2 separate regions of the Homo sapiens genome follow, and region 1 is linked to region 2. Evidence: chromatin loops called from intact Hi-C (ENCODE). Cell type or tissue: CD4-positive, alpha-beta T cell. All regions are shown on one strand.

Region 1 (8,000 bases), 480 kb before region 2:
TAATCCCAGCACTGTGGGAGGCCGAGGCAGGAGGAACGCTTGAGCTCAGGACTTCAAGACCAGCCTGGGGAACACAGCGAGACCCCATCTCTACAAAAAGTGTTAAAATTAGCCAGGTGTTGTGGTCCGTGCCTGTAGTCCCAGCTACTCAGGAGGCTGAGGCTGGAGGATCACTTGAGCCTGGGAGGTGGAGGCCGCAATGAACCATTGTTGTGCCACTGCACTCCAGCCTGGGAAACAGGGCGACACCCTCTCTTAAAAAACGAGTGGAGCCGGGTGCGGTGGCTCACGTCTGTAATCCCAGCACTTTGGGAGGCCGAGGCGGGAGGATCACAGGTCAGGAGATGGAGACCATCCTGGCTAACACAGTGAAACCCTGTCTCCTAAAAATACAAAAATTAGCCGGGCGTGGTGGCAGGCGCCTGTAGTCCCAGCTACCTGGGAGGCTGAGGCAGGAGAATGGTGTGAACCCGAGAGGTGGAGCTTGCAGTGAGCCGAGATTGCGCCACTGCACTCCATCCAGCCTGGGCAACAGAGCAAGACTCCATCTCAAAAAAAAAAAAAAAAAAGAGCGGAAAGCGGAGGCCTGGGCTCACATCGGCTCCATCACCTGCCTCGGTGTGTGATCTGGGGCAGGTCACTTTCCCTCTCTCAGCCTCCAAGTTTCCCTAATTGCAAAAGTGAAACCATCAATCCCATCATCGGGGTTGTCGTGAGATCTGTATCCAACTGCCTGGGAGGGGCAGCTGGCTTGCTTTACACACTGTCACCCTTCGAGATACTCTGGCTTCTTGTTCTTCTCCCCTTCAGACTGGGAGGTCCGTGTGGGCAGGGATGTCTGTCTGCCCCGACCCTGCAGTGTCCTTCGTGCCTAGACCAGAGCTTGGCACCCAGCAATGGGTCAGTTAAAATGGGGGGTTGAATGGGAGGCCCACAAGCCGCAGTTAAAACCCTCAGTGTCCCCAGCATTGCTCCTACCTAATATTAAAGGAAGGGAGACTGTCCTCTCGACTGGAGTGGTTTGGACCCATTTCACAGATTTGGAAATCGAAGTTGTCCCCGAGAGGTCGGGAGCCTTGGCCAACCTCAGACAGCTTGGGGACAGCCCTGTCCTGCCCTCGGACGCCCTTGTAGGAGGGATTCATGGACTCAACAGGCGTTTACTAAGCATCCACAGTGTCTGATTCTGAGCTGGGCCCCGGCACAGCAGGAGATGATACAGGCTGAAGCAGTTGCCCCTGTGAGACTCAAAGTCCAGTGTGAGCGACAGACAGCAGCCAAGATTAATAGGTCAGCAAAAGTCCACGAATGTTCCTAGCAGCACTGTTCACCACAGCTCAAACTGGAAAGCCACCCAAATGTCCCTTCAAAAGATGAAGAGATAAACACAGCGTGGTCTAGCCACACACTGGAATAGGACTCAGCCGTGAAAAGGATGCCGGGCGTGGTGGCTCATGCCTGTAATCCCGGCACTTTGGGAAGCTGAGGTGGGTGGATCTCGTGAGCTCAGGAGTTTGAGATCAGCCCGGGCAACATGGCGAAACCCTGTGTCTACAAAAAATACGAAAATTAGCTGGGTATGGTGGCTTGTGCCTATAGTCCCAGCACTTTGGGAAGCTGAGGCAGGTGGATCACTTGAGCCCCAGAGTTTGAGACGGGACTGGGCAACATGGCGAAACCCCATCCCTACAAAAAGTACAAAAATTAGCTGGGCGTGGTGGTGCACACCTGTAGTCCCAGCTACTTGGGAGGCCGAGGCGGGAGGATAGCTCGAGCCCTGGAGGTTGAGGCTGCAGTGAGCTATGATTGCACCACTGCACTCCAGCCTCGGGGACAGAGCAAGACCCTGTCTCAAAAAAAAAAAAAAAAAAAAAAAAAAGAAGAAGGAAAAGAAAAAGAATGAGGCCTTGGGCTGGGCGCAGTAGTGGTAGCTCACACCTGTAATCCCAGCACTTTGGGAGGCTGAGGCAGGTGGATCACCTGAGCTCAGGGGTTCAAGACCAGCCTGGCCAACATGGTGAAACCCCATCTCTACTAAAAATACAAAAATTAGCCGGGCATGGTGGCGGGCACCTGTAGTCCCAGCTACAGGCCGAGATCGCGACATTGCACTCCAGCCTGGGCATCAGAGTGAGACTTCATCTCAAAACCAGTAAATAAATAAAAATAAAAGAACGAGGCTCTGACACAGGCTACAACATGGATGCACCTTGAGGACATCATTCAGTGAGGGACACCAGAGACAAAAGGCCACACAGTGTGTGATGCCATTTCTTTCTTTCTTTTTCTTTTCTTTTTTTTTTTTTTTGAGACGGAGTCTCACTCTGTCGCCCAGGCTGGAGTGCAGTGGCGCAATCTTGGCTCACTGCAACCTATGCCTCCCAGGTTCAAGCGATTCTCCTGTCTCAGCCTCCCAAGTAGCTGGGATTACAAGTACCTGCCACAGTGCCTGTCTAAATTTTGGATTTTTAATAGAGACGGGGTTTCACCATCTTGGTCCGGCTGGTCTCGAACTCCTGACCACATGATCCACCCACCTTGGCCTCCCAAAGTGCTGGGATTACAGGCATGAGCCATTTCACTGAAATGTCCAGGACAGGCCAAGCCACAGAGACAAGAAGGGGATGCGTGGGCACCAGGGCTGGGAGAGGAGACAGGGAGTGGTGGCTGATGGGGATGGGGTTTCTTTTAGGGGGGATGAAATGTTCTGGAATTAGGCCAGGCTCGGCGGCTCACATCTGTAATCCCAGCACTTTGGAAGGCTGAGGCAAGAGAATCACTTAAGGTCAAGAGTTCGAGACCAGCCTGGCCAACATGGTGAAACTCCATCTCTACTGAAAATACAAAAAATTAGCCGGGTGTGGTGGCATGTGCCTATGATCCCAGCTACTTGGGAGGCTGAGCCATGAGAATTGCTTGAACCAGGAAGGTGGAGGTTGCAGTGAGCCGAGATTGCGCCACTGCACTCCAGCCTGGGGGTAAAAAAAAAAAAAAAGAAAGGTTCTGGAATTAGATAGAGGTGAATGTACTTAGTGCACTTTGACTTGGACACTTAAAAATGGCTAAAATGATGCATTGTACATCATGCACATTTTACTACAAATTAAAAGCTCATTAAGTCAAATGCGAGGTGCATCAGCCTGTGGTAAGGCAGGCGGCTGGTGGGGAACTAGCTAGGGTGGGGAGGGAGGCTATTTTACACCCAGGGCTCAGAGAAAGCCTGACCGAGATGGTGGCATTTTACAGACCTCAAGATGAGACTGGATAAGAGGAAGGAACTTGTTAAAATCTGCAAAGCTCCGAGAACAGCGCCTGGCAACCGCCCCGTGACTGTTGGCTTCTCCGATGGGGATGATGTTTCATCACCTCCCTGAGGGCCACGATGTTCCCGGCACTGGGAACAGCCCGTGCAAAGGCCTCCGGGTAGAAATGCACTTGGCAAGTTGCAGGCCAGCAGGGTTGGAGTGGAAAGAGCCAGGGAGCCTGGTAGGTTTGGAGGTGGGACAGGCTCTTGGCTTTTGGGTGGCGGTGGGAGCAGTTCCTCTCCCGGCCCCCAGGGGGCAGCACGGACTGCAGGGAGCTCAGGGCTGTGTCCAGTTCTGCAGACCCAAACCCCCGCCAGTCCCCCTGTTACAATCTTTCTTTTTTAGAGACAGAATTTTGCTCTGTTGCCCAGGCTCGAGTGCAGCGGTGCAATCATAGCTCACTGCAGCCTCGAACTCCTGGGCTGAAGTGATGCTCCTGCCTCAGCCTCCCAAGTAGCTGGGACTACAGGCACGCATCACCACCCTTGGCTAATTTTTGTATTATTATTATTACTTTTTGTAGAGATAGGGTCTTGCTATGTTACCCAGGCTGGTCTCAAACTCCTGGGCTCAGGCGATCCTCCCACCTCAGCCTCCCAAGTAGCTGGGATTACAGGCATGCACCTCCGTGTTTGGCTAGTGTGTGTGTGTGTGTGTGTGTGTGTGTGTGTGTGTGTGTGTATATATTTTTTTTTTTTTTTTTGGGGTAGAGATAGGGTCTTGCTATATTACCCAGGCTGGTCTTGAACTCCTGGGGCTAGTGTGTGTGTGTGTGTGTGTGTGTGTGTGTGTGTGTGTATATTTTTTTTTTGGGTAGAGATAGGGTCTTGCTATATTACCCAGGCTGGTCTTGAACTCCTGGGCTCAAGCGATCCTCCCGCTTCAGCCTCCCAAAGTGCTGGGATTGCAGGCGTGAGCCACCGCACCCGGCCCCCTGTTACAGTCATTTGCTGAGTGAAGGCAATGAACCAACCCTGCCCCGCGCTGGGAGGTTCAGGGCCACGCATTCTGAAGAGGACAGAGCGGTGGCCCCCGAGTGTCCAGGAGAAGTGGCCAGAGCCGTTTCCTGCTGACCCAGCTGGCCAGCTGGTGTCAGCACGCCCCCTCCGCCTCCCCCGACCGGGGTTTCCTGTTTGTGCAGCGCCTGCTCAGCTCCATCTCTGGGGGACTCCCTGGCGAGCTGGGAGGACGTGATTTCCTCTACCAGACGCCCAAGCTCCCCAGGGGACCAGGCCAAGCGCCGCTGCCCCCACCTCCCTCCAACATCTGGCTTGGAGAGAGGCGTCTGGGGATCACAGGAGGCCGCGGAGGACCCGGGTCACAGACGGAGGAGTCACCGGGGGCCAGTGAGGAGTGGCCTCAGGCCTGTGAACCTCCGAGAACCTTCCAGCCTCCCTGTGCATGCCTGTTCCGGTCCTTCCAAGAAGGACGCCTCACCCACTCGCTTTCTCTTCCTTCCTTCTTTTCCTTTCCTTTTTTTTTTTTGAGACAGTCTCACTCTATCCCCCAGGCTGGAGTGCAGTGGCGTGATCTCGGCTCACTGCAACCTCCGCCTCCTCCTGGGTTCAAGCAATTCTCCTGCGTCAGCCTCCCGTGTCCTCCTAGTACAGATGGGGTTTCGCCATGTTGGCCAGGCTGGTCTTGAACTCCTGACCTCAGGTCATCCACCTGACTCGGCCTCCCAAAGTACTGGGATTACAGGTGTAAGCCACTGCGCCCTGGCCCCTTCCTTCTTTTTCTTTTCTTTTCTTTTTTTTTTTTTTGAGACGGAGTTTTTACTCTTGTTGCCCAGGCTAGAGTGCAATGGCGCGATCTCAGCTCACTGCAACCTCTGTCTCCCGGGTTCAAGCAATTCTCCTGCCTCAGCCTCTCGGGTAGCTGGGATTACAGGCATGTGCCTCCACGCCTGGCTAATTTTTGTATATTCAGTAGAGACAGGGTTTCTCCATGTTGATCAGGCTAGTCTCAAACTCCTGACCTCAGGTGATCCACCCACCTCAGTCCCCCAAAGTGCTGGGATTACAGGCGTAAGCCCCCGCACCCGGCCCTTCTTTTTCTCTCTCTCTTTCTTTTCTTTCTTTCTTTCCTTCTTTCTTCTTCTTCTTTTTTTTTTTTTTTTTTGACAGAGTCTCGCTGTGTCGCCCAGGGTGCACAATCTCGGCTCACCACAACCTCTGCCTCCTGGGTTCAAGCGATTCTCCTGCCTCAGCCTCCCGACTAGCTGGGATTATAGGTGTGTGCCAACATGCCCGACTAATTTTTGTATTTTTAGTAGAGACGGTTTCACCATGTTGGTCAGGCTGGTCTCGAACTCCTGACCTCAGGTGATCCACCTGCCTTGGCCTCCCAAAGTGCTGGGATTACAGGCGTGAGCCACCGCACTTGGCCCCTTCCTTCTTTTTCATCTCTCCTCCTTCCTCTCCCCATATATCCTCTCTTGTCTTCTTCTCTCTGCTTCATCCCTCCCTCTCTCCTTCTTTTCTTTCTACAAGTATTTATTGAGCACCCACTCTGCATCAGGCCCCATTCTAAGCCCTGAGGGCACAACAGAGATGTAGACAGACAAAGCCTCTGCCCTGGAGGAGGTGACATTCCACTGGGGAGATGAGCAGACACCCGTGCAGTCACTAAACAACTAAGCAAATCCATAGGCAATCACTAACTTCCTCTGAAGGAAAGAAAACAGAGGGCTGAGACTGAGGGTAGCCAGGCTGGGCGCGGTGGCTCATGCCTGTAATCCCAGCACTTTGGGAGGCCGAGGCGGGTGCATCACAGGGTCAGGAGATCGAGACCATCCTGGCTACCACGGTGAAACCCCATCTCTACTAAAAGTACAAAAAATTACCCGGGTGTGGTGGTGGGCGCCTGTAGTCCCAGCTACTCGGGAGGCTGAGGCAGGAGAATGGCGTGAACCTAGGAGGCGGGGATGGCAGTGAGCCGAGATTGCGCCATTGCACTCTAGCCTGGGCGACAGAGCCTGACTCTGTCTCAAAAAAAAAAAAAAAAAAAGATTGAGGGTAGCCAGAGGCTGCTTATGCTGAAGGGGTTTAGGGTAGACCTCTCTGAGAAGGGGGCATTTGAGCTGAGACCAGGGGAGATCTGGAGAGAACAAGCGAGCAGTTAGTTGGCTGTTTAGACAGAGGTAACAGAATGTGCAGCGGCCCTGAGGCAGGACTGGGTCTGGTGCACTGGAGGAACGGCGAGGAGGTCTGTGTGGCTGGGAGTGGACGACGGGGAGAGAGGGAGGAGGGGAGGACAGGGCAGGGATGGGACAGGTTGTGCAGGGCCTTGTGGGCCACAGGGAGGACCTGGGCTTTTACCCCAAGAGAGGTGGGAGCCGTGGATGGCTGTGCGCAGAGGAGGGACGGGCCCTGACTTGGGGGCTCACAGGTGTCCTCTGGCCATAGTGAGAAGGACAAATGGTGGGGGCCAAGGGCAGGAGCTGGGGGCTAGGATGGAAGTGACTGCTCTGGTCTAAGTGAGGTTAATTTTCCCACTTCCTATCCCTACAACATAGAATTACACTGTCCTACCCATCTATTAGACGCCCCATGAGGGCTGGGTGTGGTGGCTCACACCTATGATCCCAGCGCTTTGGGAAGCCAAGACAGGAGGATCACTTGAGCTCAGGAGTTTGAGACCAGTCTGAGCAACATAGTGAGACTCTGTCTCTACAAAAATATTTAAAAAATTAAAAAAAAAAGCCAGGCGCGGTGGCTCATGCCTGTAATCCCAGTACTTCGGGAGGCCGAGGTGGGTGGATCACGAGGTCAGGAGTTTGAGACCAGCCTGGCCAACATGGTGAAACCCCATCTCTACTAAAAATACAAAAATTAGCCAGCCGTGGTGGCACACACCTGTAATCCCAGCTACTCAGGAGGCTGAGGCAGGAGAGTTGCTTGAACCCAGGAGATGGAGGATGCAGTGAGCCGAGATCGCGCCACTGCACTCTAGCCTGGGCGACAGAGTGATACTCCATCTCAAAAAAAAAAAAAAAAAAAAAAAAAAAAAAAAAAGCCAGGCATGGTGGTGCACACCTGTAGTCCCAGCTACTTGAGAGGCTAAGGCAGGAGGATCGCTTGAGCCTAGCTGGTCCAGGCTGCAGTGAGCTAGGATGGTGTCACTGCACTCCAGCCTGGGCAGCAGCGTGAGACCGTTTCTAAGACAAACAAACAGGCCGGGCACGGTGGCTCATGCCTGTAATCCCAGCACTTTGGGAGGCCGAGGTAGGCGGATCACCTGAGGTCAGGAGTTCAAGACCGACCTGGCCAACATGGTGAAACCCCGTCTCTACTAAAAATACAAAAATTAGCCGGGTGTGGTGGCAGGTACCTGTAATCCCAGCTACTTGGGAGACTGAGGCAGGAGAATCACTTGAACCCGGGAAGCGGAGCTTGCAGTGAGCTGAGATTGTGCCACTGCACTCCAGCCTGGATGACAGAGCGAGACTCCATCTCAAAATAAATAAATGAATGAAAACAAAACAAAACAAACAAAAACCCTCAAACGTCCCATGGGACCGTAGAACCCTCTGGGGTCTCCCATGGGGTGAGCACCTCAGAGCCCAGAAGCTGGGAGCTCAGAGTCGTGGGTTCCAACCCAGCTCCCTGGTAGCCCCTGGACAGGCCCCTTAACCTCTCCGAGCCTCAGTCTGCTCATCTGTAAAACGAGTGGTGCCAAGCAAATGATTCCCAA
Region 2 (8,000 bases):
TGTCCCCCAGGGTAGGAGGCAATGGTGTGATCTCAGCTCACTGCAGCCTTGGCCTCCCAGGCTTAAGTGATCCTCTCACCTCAGCCTCCCAAGTAGCTAGTACCACAGGCCCCAGCTACCACACCCAGTTAATATTTGTATTTTTTGTAGAGATGAGGTCTCACTATGTTGGACAAGCTGGTCTCAAACTCCTGAGCTCAAGCAATCCTCCCACCTTGGCCTCCCAAAGAGCTAGGAATATAGGCGTGAGCCACCGCGTCTGGTTACTGCACCATTTTATATCAGGGTCTTGAGCATCCACTGACTTTGATACCTGCAGGGATCTTGCAATCTCCTGCAGACATTGAGGGACAACTGCGTGTATACATTTCACAAATATTTTTTCTTTTTTTATGGGGGGATGGAGTCTTGTTCTGTTGCCCAGGCTGGAGTTCAGTGGCACGATCTTCTCTCACTGCAACCTGCACCTCCTGAGTTCAAGCAACTCTCCTGTTTCAGCCTCCTGAGTAGCTGGGATTACAGGCATGCGACACCTTGCCTGGCTATTTTTTTTTTTTTTTTTTTTTTAGTAGAGATGGTGTTTCACCATGTTGGCCAGGCTGGTTTCGAACTCCTGACCTTAGGTGATCTGCCCTCCTTGGCCTCCCAAAGTGCTGGGATTACAGGCATGACCCACCGTGCCCGGCTGGGATATATCTATTAACATGCTATTTATCAACATGGTTAACTTTCTGTCCTTCCCTATTGGAATCTAAAGGATATAGAGAAGGATATGTGTGATGTTTACTGCTGTGTTTCCCAGTGCAGAAAACAGAGTCTGGGACATAGAAGATGCTTTATGAGTATTTATTAGACAATAGGCACACATTTCTGTGTGCACACACACACGTCTTTTTTTTTTTTTTTTTTTTTTTTTTTTTGAGATAGAGTTTCACTCTTGTTGCCTGGGCTGGAGTGCAATGGTGCGATCTTGGCTCACTGCAACCTCCGCCTCCCAGGTTCAAGTGATTCTGCTGCCTCAGCCTCCCGAGTAGCTGGGATTACAGGCATGTGCCATCACGCCCGGCTAATTTTGCATTTTTAGTAGAGACGGGGTTTCTCCGTGTTGATCAGGCTGGTCTCGAACTCCCGACCTCAGGTGATCCGCCCGCCTCAGCCTCCTCCCCTTTTCAGACCATATAAGGTAACTTCCGGACATTGCCATGGCATTTGTGAACGGTCATGGCACTGGTGAGAGTGTCTCTTAGCATGCTAATACATTATAATTAGCATATAATGAGCAATGAGGACAACCAGAGGTCACTTTCTTCGCCATCTTGGTTTTGGTGAGATTTGGCGGCTTCTTTACCATGTTCTGTTCTAACAGCAGGGTCTTCGTGACCTGTGTCCTGTGATACTGTCCTGCCAACCTCCTATCTCCTCCTGTGAGTAAGAATGCCTGACCTCCTGGGAATGTGGCCCAGCAGGTCTCAGCCTCATTTTACCCAGCCCCTATTCAAGATGGAGTCGCTCTGGTTTTTTTGTTTGTTTGTTTGTTTGAGCCGGAGTCTCGCTCTGTTGCCCACAGGATGGAGTGCAGTGACGTGATCTCGGCTCACTGCAACCTCTGCCCCCCGGGTTCAAGCGATTCTCCTGCCACAGCCTCCCGAGTAGCTGGGATTACAGGCATGCACGACCATGCCCAGCTATTTTTTTTGTATTTTTAGTGGAGACGGAGTTTTACCATGTTGGCCAGGCTGCTCTCGAACTCCTGGCCTCAAGTGATCCTCCTGCCTCGGCCTCCCAAAGTGCTGGGATTACAAGTGTGAGCCACCGCGCCTGGCCAGGCTTTTGCATTTCTGACAACCAGATGGACACCCCTGGCCCATCCTGTGGCCTCCACCCAGAAGTGGACTCACGGCATGAGGGCCGTGTTCCACATCCCTATGATCCCATCCCCAACTAGCCAGCAGCACCTAGACCCTAGCCTCCTGACCACCAAACTATCTTCAAAAAACCCCTGAGTGGGTGCAGTGGCTCACGTCTGTAATCCCAGCACTTTGGGAGGCCAAGGCTGGTGGATCCCTTGAAGTCAGGAGTTCAAGACCAGCTTGGCCAATGTGGCAAAAACCCATCTCTACTAAAAGTACAAAAATTAGCCGGGCGTGGTGGCGGGTGCCTCTAATCCCAGCTACTCAGGAGGCTGAGGCAGGAGAATCACCTGAACTTGGGAGGCGGAGGTTGCAGTGAGCTGAGATCATGTCACTACACTCCATCCTGGGCGACAGAGCCTTCAGGGAGCTTGGTTTGAGTAATGACTCCGTTTCCTGCATGGCATAGCCAGCCTCAGGCCAACTAAACTCTTTTTACTGCAATGCCACGGTCTTTGTGAATCGATTTTGTTTGTGCAGTGAGCAGGGAGAACCTGTCCGGCAGCTACAACTGTTGCTGGTGGGCTGGGCAGGTTCTTGGCTTCACTGCACAAATAATTTGAGAGCAAGTCCAAAGTGTGAGTAAGCAAAGAAATTTATTGCAAAATGAAAGTACTCTCTAAGAGGCAGAGCAGACTATTCACAGGGAGAGGCAGCAGCTAGTGCCTTAAGATAAATTCCTTTTTGGGGGCTGTACGTACATAGTCAGAAAATACCGGTGAGGTCAGGTGTGCAAAGGTGGACCTACGGTTGGACTCAGCATCTGCCTGCTCTAACACACATTGCATGTATCAATAGCATACAAAATCTCCACCTAGGGGTGGGTTTTGTTTTCGTTTTTGTTTTTGTTTTCGAGAGTCTTACTCTGTCACACAGGATGGAGTGCAGTGGCACGATCTCGGCTCACAGCAACCTCCGCCTCCCGGGCTCAAGCATTTCTCCTGCCTCAGCCTCAGGTTTTTTTTTTTTAACTATTAAAATGAGGAAAATGTTGGCCCGGCGCTGTGGCTCACGCCACAGTAATCCCAAAGTAATCCCGACACTTTGGGAGGCTGAGGCGGGCAGATCACCTGAGGTCAGGTGTTTGAGACCAGCCTGGCCAACGTGGTGAAACCCCGTCTCTACTAAAAATACAAAAATTAGGCAGGTGTGTTGGCAAGTGCTGGTAGTCCCAGCTACTTAGGAGTTTGAGGCAGGAGAATCGCTTGGACCCAGGACTTGGAGGCTGCAGTGAGTCTTGATTGTTCCACTGTACTCCAGCGTTGGCAACAGAGTGGGATTCCATCTCAAAAAAATAAAATAAAATGAGGAAAAGTTTACTATTAGCTAAACCTTAACTCTAGCTGCACATGTGGGGCCTGGAAGAAGTCCCTGGCCCCTTTTAAGGCAGGAATTTTTTTTTTTTTTTTTTTGAGATGGAGTTTCACTCTTGTTGCCCAGGCTGGAGTGCAATGGCACGATCTCGGCTCACGGCAACTCCACCTCCTGGGTTCAAGCGATTCTCCTGCCTCAGCCTCCCAAGTAGCTGGGATTACAGGCATGTGCCACCAAGCCCAGCTAAGTTTTGTATTTTTAGTAGAGACAGGGTTTCACCGTGTTGGTCAGGCTGGTCTTGAACTTCCGACCTTAGATGGATCCACCCGCCTCAGCCTCCCAAAGTGCTGGGATTACAGGTGTGAGCCACCACACCCGGCCTTAGGCAGGAATTTGTAGCTAATAGCTTCTTGGGCTTTTTGGTGTTGATTGGCTGGAGATTGGGGAAGCTGATGAAGCCGATTCAGGAATAAGGGACTTTTGTTCTCTTTCGCTGGCAGTACCGGATATGAGGAATTTGTAACCCATCTGGCGGTCTGCTGGTATCCTTCAGGACTGCTTACCTTGTAAAAGAGATAGGTGCTCAGGCATGGGAATGCAAGGGATGCGGAGCCCGCTGGGTGTCACACAAGGGGACAAGTCAGGATGGCCTCCTAATCTTAGTTATGATGCCTCACAATGGAAGGCAAAGACCCCTGCATTTTTCCTGTGTCTAAACTCTAAAGCTAAGTTCTCCAACTCAGGGCCTGCAGGCCGGATGAAGCCCAGGATGGCTTTGAATGCACCCAACACAAATTCGTAAACTTTCTTAAAACATTATGAGATTATTGGCTGGGAGTGGTGGCTTACGCCTGTAATCCCAGCACTTGGGAGGCCGAGGCAGTCGGATCACGAGGTCAGGAGATCGAGACCATCCTGGCTAACACGGTGAAACCCCGTCTCTACTAAAAATACAAAAAATTAGCCGGGCTTGGTGGCGGGCGCCTGTAATCCCAGCTACTCGGGAGGCTGAGGCAGGAGAATGGCTTGAACCCGGGAGGCGGAGCTTGCAGTGAGCCGAGATCGCGCCACTGCACTCCAGCCTGGGCGACAGAGCGAGACTCCGTCTCAAAAAAAAAAAAAAAAAAAGAAAAAAAAAACATTATGAGATTATTTTGCAATTTTTGTCTTGTTTTAGCTCATCAGCTATAGTTAGTGTTCCTGTATTTTATGTGTGGCCCAAGACAATTATTCCAATGTGTCCCAGTGAAGCCAAAAGATTGGACACCTATGTCTAAAGCAACTAAAACAAAATATCCGCGAATTTGAAAATGTGAGCTACGTGGCCATCTAGTGGCCAGAAGGGAACATCACAACGCACTCATTAATAAGAAAAGCCACATGTAAATGCATAAAAATGACCTTATTTCTGGAAGAAATAACAGACATTCAAGGAAGAAAAATCCCAACAATGGGAATATCTTTGTGCAGGAGTATGTTATCACGAGGAATGTGTTGGCTGGAGGAAATGAGCATTTATTACTTATTTTAGCGTTTATTGTTTATCAGGGTAATTGGGCGTTGGAGGATTGCGCGAAAGACCACGCCCCCAACCTCGTCCCGGGACCTCGGTCTTGTTTTAGCCACGCCCCGGGGAGGATCCAGTACAAGCCACGCCCACAGCGCGATTCTGTCCCGAGACTTGCCCTCGAGGGGCGGATCTGCCAACAATGCCAATTATCTCCCAGACGGCGGAAACTAGCTTTTCCTGCTCAGCGATTGGACGACGTAGGTCGTCCCGCCTATCTTTGAGGCTCCACCAATCCCAAGCTCATTACTAGCCCACTTTTCAGCTCCCAGCCGCCCCGGAACCGGAAACGGAAGCATCCGTCTGTGACCCGCGGCGGCCGTCTCCCTCAGTGGCCGCAGCGCCTCCCGTGAGAGCGGTTTCTCCTCCTTGTACTGCTGGACCTGGCCCCGTATCTTCGTGGCAGAGGCCAAGCAAGGGGACTCCGATGCCGGGGCGTAGGGGGGTTTGGGTCAAAGGATGGGGGCAGAGTTCAAAGTGCAGGGGGCGGGCTCGTTTAATGGCGAAGTCCTGGCACCGCGCCCCAGGGAGGAGGCTCCGGAGGCCAGTGGAACCCCGCTAGACTTCAGGGGTCTTGGTTGGGGACGCGGGGCGTTTTGACCCCCTAGGCCTGAGGATCCTAGGCCTGAGTAACCCATCGGATTTGGAGGGAAGGGTGGGGTTTAGGTGAAATGTAAATACTGCGTGGTTTCCATTTGGCAAAGAGCAAGCTTGTAAAGGGGTCACCCTCGGGTCTGGGCTGCGAAGTGCAGCCGGGACCTGTTTCCTTGGGAACCACAAGATAAGACCGCTGTAGATTGTTATGTCCGGAAACCGCTTATCAGAGCCCTGCACCTGGGTTGGAAATGGAGACGGATTCTCTGTGTCCAAGAAAATCAGACCCTCCGGCCGGAAAAGGGAAGTTTATTCTTACTGATAAAATGTCAATCACTGTGTATGATTGTAATGGGCAAGGAAGGCATTTAGCGAGCTAGAAGACATTGATGGCTCAGAAAAAGGTGTCCTTGGCAAAAATACTGTTTTCTGTTAATTTTCCAACTGATACCATCTGGGTCTGTCCTCCCAGCCTGATGAATGTGTAGGCAGATACTTTCTCAGTCGGAGTTGATTTTTATTATCTTGATTGCTGCATCCTGTGCACAGAGGTTTTCTGCTCAGCTGGGCTTCATCCTGGGGTCCCAGTCCTGGCCCCAAGCCTTAATCAGCTCTCGGGTGATATTAGGCAAGTTGCCAAGCCCCTAAGTGCCTCAGTTTCCAGGTCTGTAAAATACATAACATTACCTGCATTTGTCAAATAGTGCTGTGTGTGGATTATTATTGGCAGCTCATCATCACCATTATCACCCTCCTGTAAACGTCTTGGACCCCTTAAGTGAAGACAGCAGGGTTACGGCGGATAAAATGATGGACTTCAGAGAAAAGACTCTAAGACCAAATAGAGTCTAAAGCAGTGATTATCAAAGAGGGGAGGAGAAATTTTACGCCCAGGGGACACTGGACAATGTCTGCAGACTTGGTTGTCACAACCGGGGATGGGGTTGGGGCGACTGGCATCCAGTGGATGAGGAGGTCTAGGGTGCTGCTCAACACCCTGCAATGAATAGCACGCCAGTCTTTTGGATTTGAGCCCACCTTAATCTCATTTTAATCGAATTGCCTCTTTAAAGGCCTATCTTCAAATACCTTCTGAGGTACTGTGGGTTAGGCCTTCACCTTACGGATTTGTGGGGACGCAATTCACCCGTTAACGCTATACATACACAAAAATTCATAGACTACACCTCAAAAGAAAAATTCAACATGACCATATAATACTATAAAATAAAAGAAGATGCAATACCTGGTTTGGGGTTGGATCTTCGGAGGACCAGCTGTAAAGACCATTTGGGGTATAATTGAAGGAAATACGATTATGGGCTAGGTATAAAGGAATGATTGTTAACTATCTAAAGTGCGAATATGAAGTGTGGACTTTTAGATAAAAATACAGATTTTTCTCTAAAATAGCATTTGGGAGGTGTTTAAGAGCAGAGTGTTACAGTGTCCTCAATTTACTTTTTTTTTTTTTTTTGAGACGGAGTCTCGAGCTGTCGCCCAGGCTGGAGTGCAGTGGTGTGATCTCGGCTCACTGCAGCCTCCACCTCCCGGGTTCAAGTGATTCTCCTGCCTCACCCTCCCGAGTAGCTGGGACTACAGGTGCCCGCCACCACACCCAGCTAATTTTTGTATTTTTAGTAGAGATGGGGTTTCACCATCTTGGCCAGGCTACTCTTGAACTCCTGACCTCGTGACCCGCCTGCCTCGGCCTCCCAAAGTGCTGGGATTACAGGCGTAAGCCACTGCCCCCAGCCACTCAATTGACTTTGAAATAATTCTTTTTTTTTTTTTTTTTTTGAGACAGAGTTTTGCTCTGTTGCCCAGGATAGAGTACAATGGCGTGATCTCAGCTCAACGCAAGCTCCGCCTCCTGGGTTCACGCCATTCTCCTGCCTCAGCCTTCCGAGTAGCTGGGACTACAGGCACTCGCCACCACGCCCAGCTGATTTTTTGTATTTTTAGTAGAGACGGGGTTTCACCATGTTAGCCAGGATGGTCTTGATCTCCTGACCTTGTGATCCGCCCAACTCGGCCTCCCAAAGTGCTGGGATTACAGACGTGAGCCACCGCACCCTGCGACTTTGAAATAATTCTATGTAGATATTGGCTGTCAGTCGGCTAGAACAATTGATCAGGAAACATCTCTGTCTTCACAAATTACCTGATATGTTGAGTAATGTGAGTATAACACGAATTTCATATTTGTTTATGTTCAGTTTCAACCCTAAGAAACACTAAGTGAACAGAAGAAATTGCACATAACTGAAGAGTCTGGTAGGAAAACAGAAAATGCGCGCACACACCTCAAATACCAAGTCACACTGTTTCCTCTGCTTTAAAACTTAACATTAGATTTCCGACAACCCTCTCTCCACCACTGCATACTAACTCTGGAAATTTAGATTCCCTTGCCCAATTCCACAAGCAACCTTTGGATCTTCTGCAAGGTACGTTGCTACATTTATTATAGTATTTATGTGTTTCTTTTCCTTTTTTTTTTTTTTTTTTTGAGACAGAGTTTTGATCTTGTTGCCCAGGCTGGAGTGCAGTGGCATGATCTCGGCTCACTGCAACCTCCACCTCCTGGGTTCAAGTGATTCTCCTGCCTCAGC

The links. A loop is a pair of places that touch in the nucleus more often than their neighbours do. Peaks named below come from ENCODE experiments on the same cell type or tissue, not always from the same donor. Only the 100,000 strongest peaks of a DNase experiment are listed, where the experiment ranks them.
Region 1: it touches region 2 in a loop (2.6-fold over the local background); 3 of 110 quality-filtered maps call a loop at or near these places.

Annotation. Positions count from the first base shown.
Region 1 is chr19:3,425,240-3,433,239 of GRCh38, reverse strand. The region is part of intron 3 of NFIC (nuclear factor I C); the gene reads right to left. Among named protein-coding and RNA genes, the nearest start is that of SMIM24, 51 kb to the left of the region's middle. In CD4-positive, alpha-beta T cell, a CTCF peak has its summit at 3,569 (motif pointing right); a DNase peak (open chromatin) is centred at 3,569.
Region 2 is chr19:2,947,747-2,955,746 of GRCh38, reverse strand. No RefSeq gene overlaps it. Among named protein-coding and RNA genes, the nearest start is that of ZNF77, 6.8 kb to the right of the region's middle. RefSeq lists an enhancer at 5,103-5,172. In CD4-positive, alpha-beta T cell, CTCF peaks have their summits at 4,394 and 4,593 (motif pointing left); DNase peaks (open chromatin) are centred at 4,556 and 4,926; H3K4me3 peaks cover 1,579 bases; H3K27ac peaks cover 1,535 bases.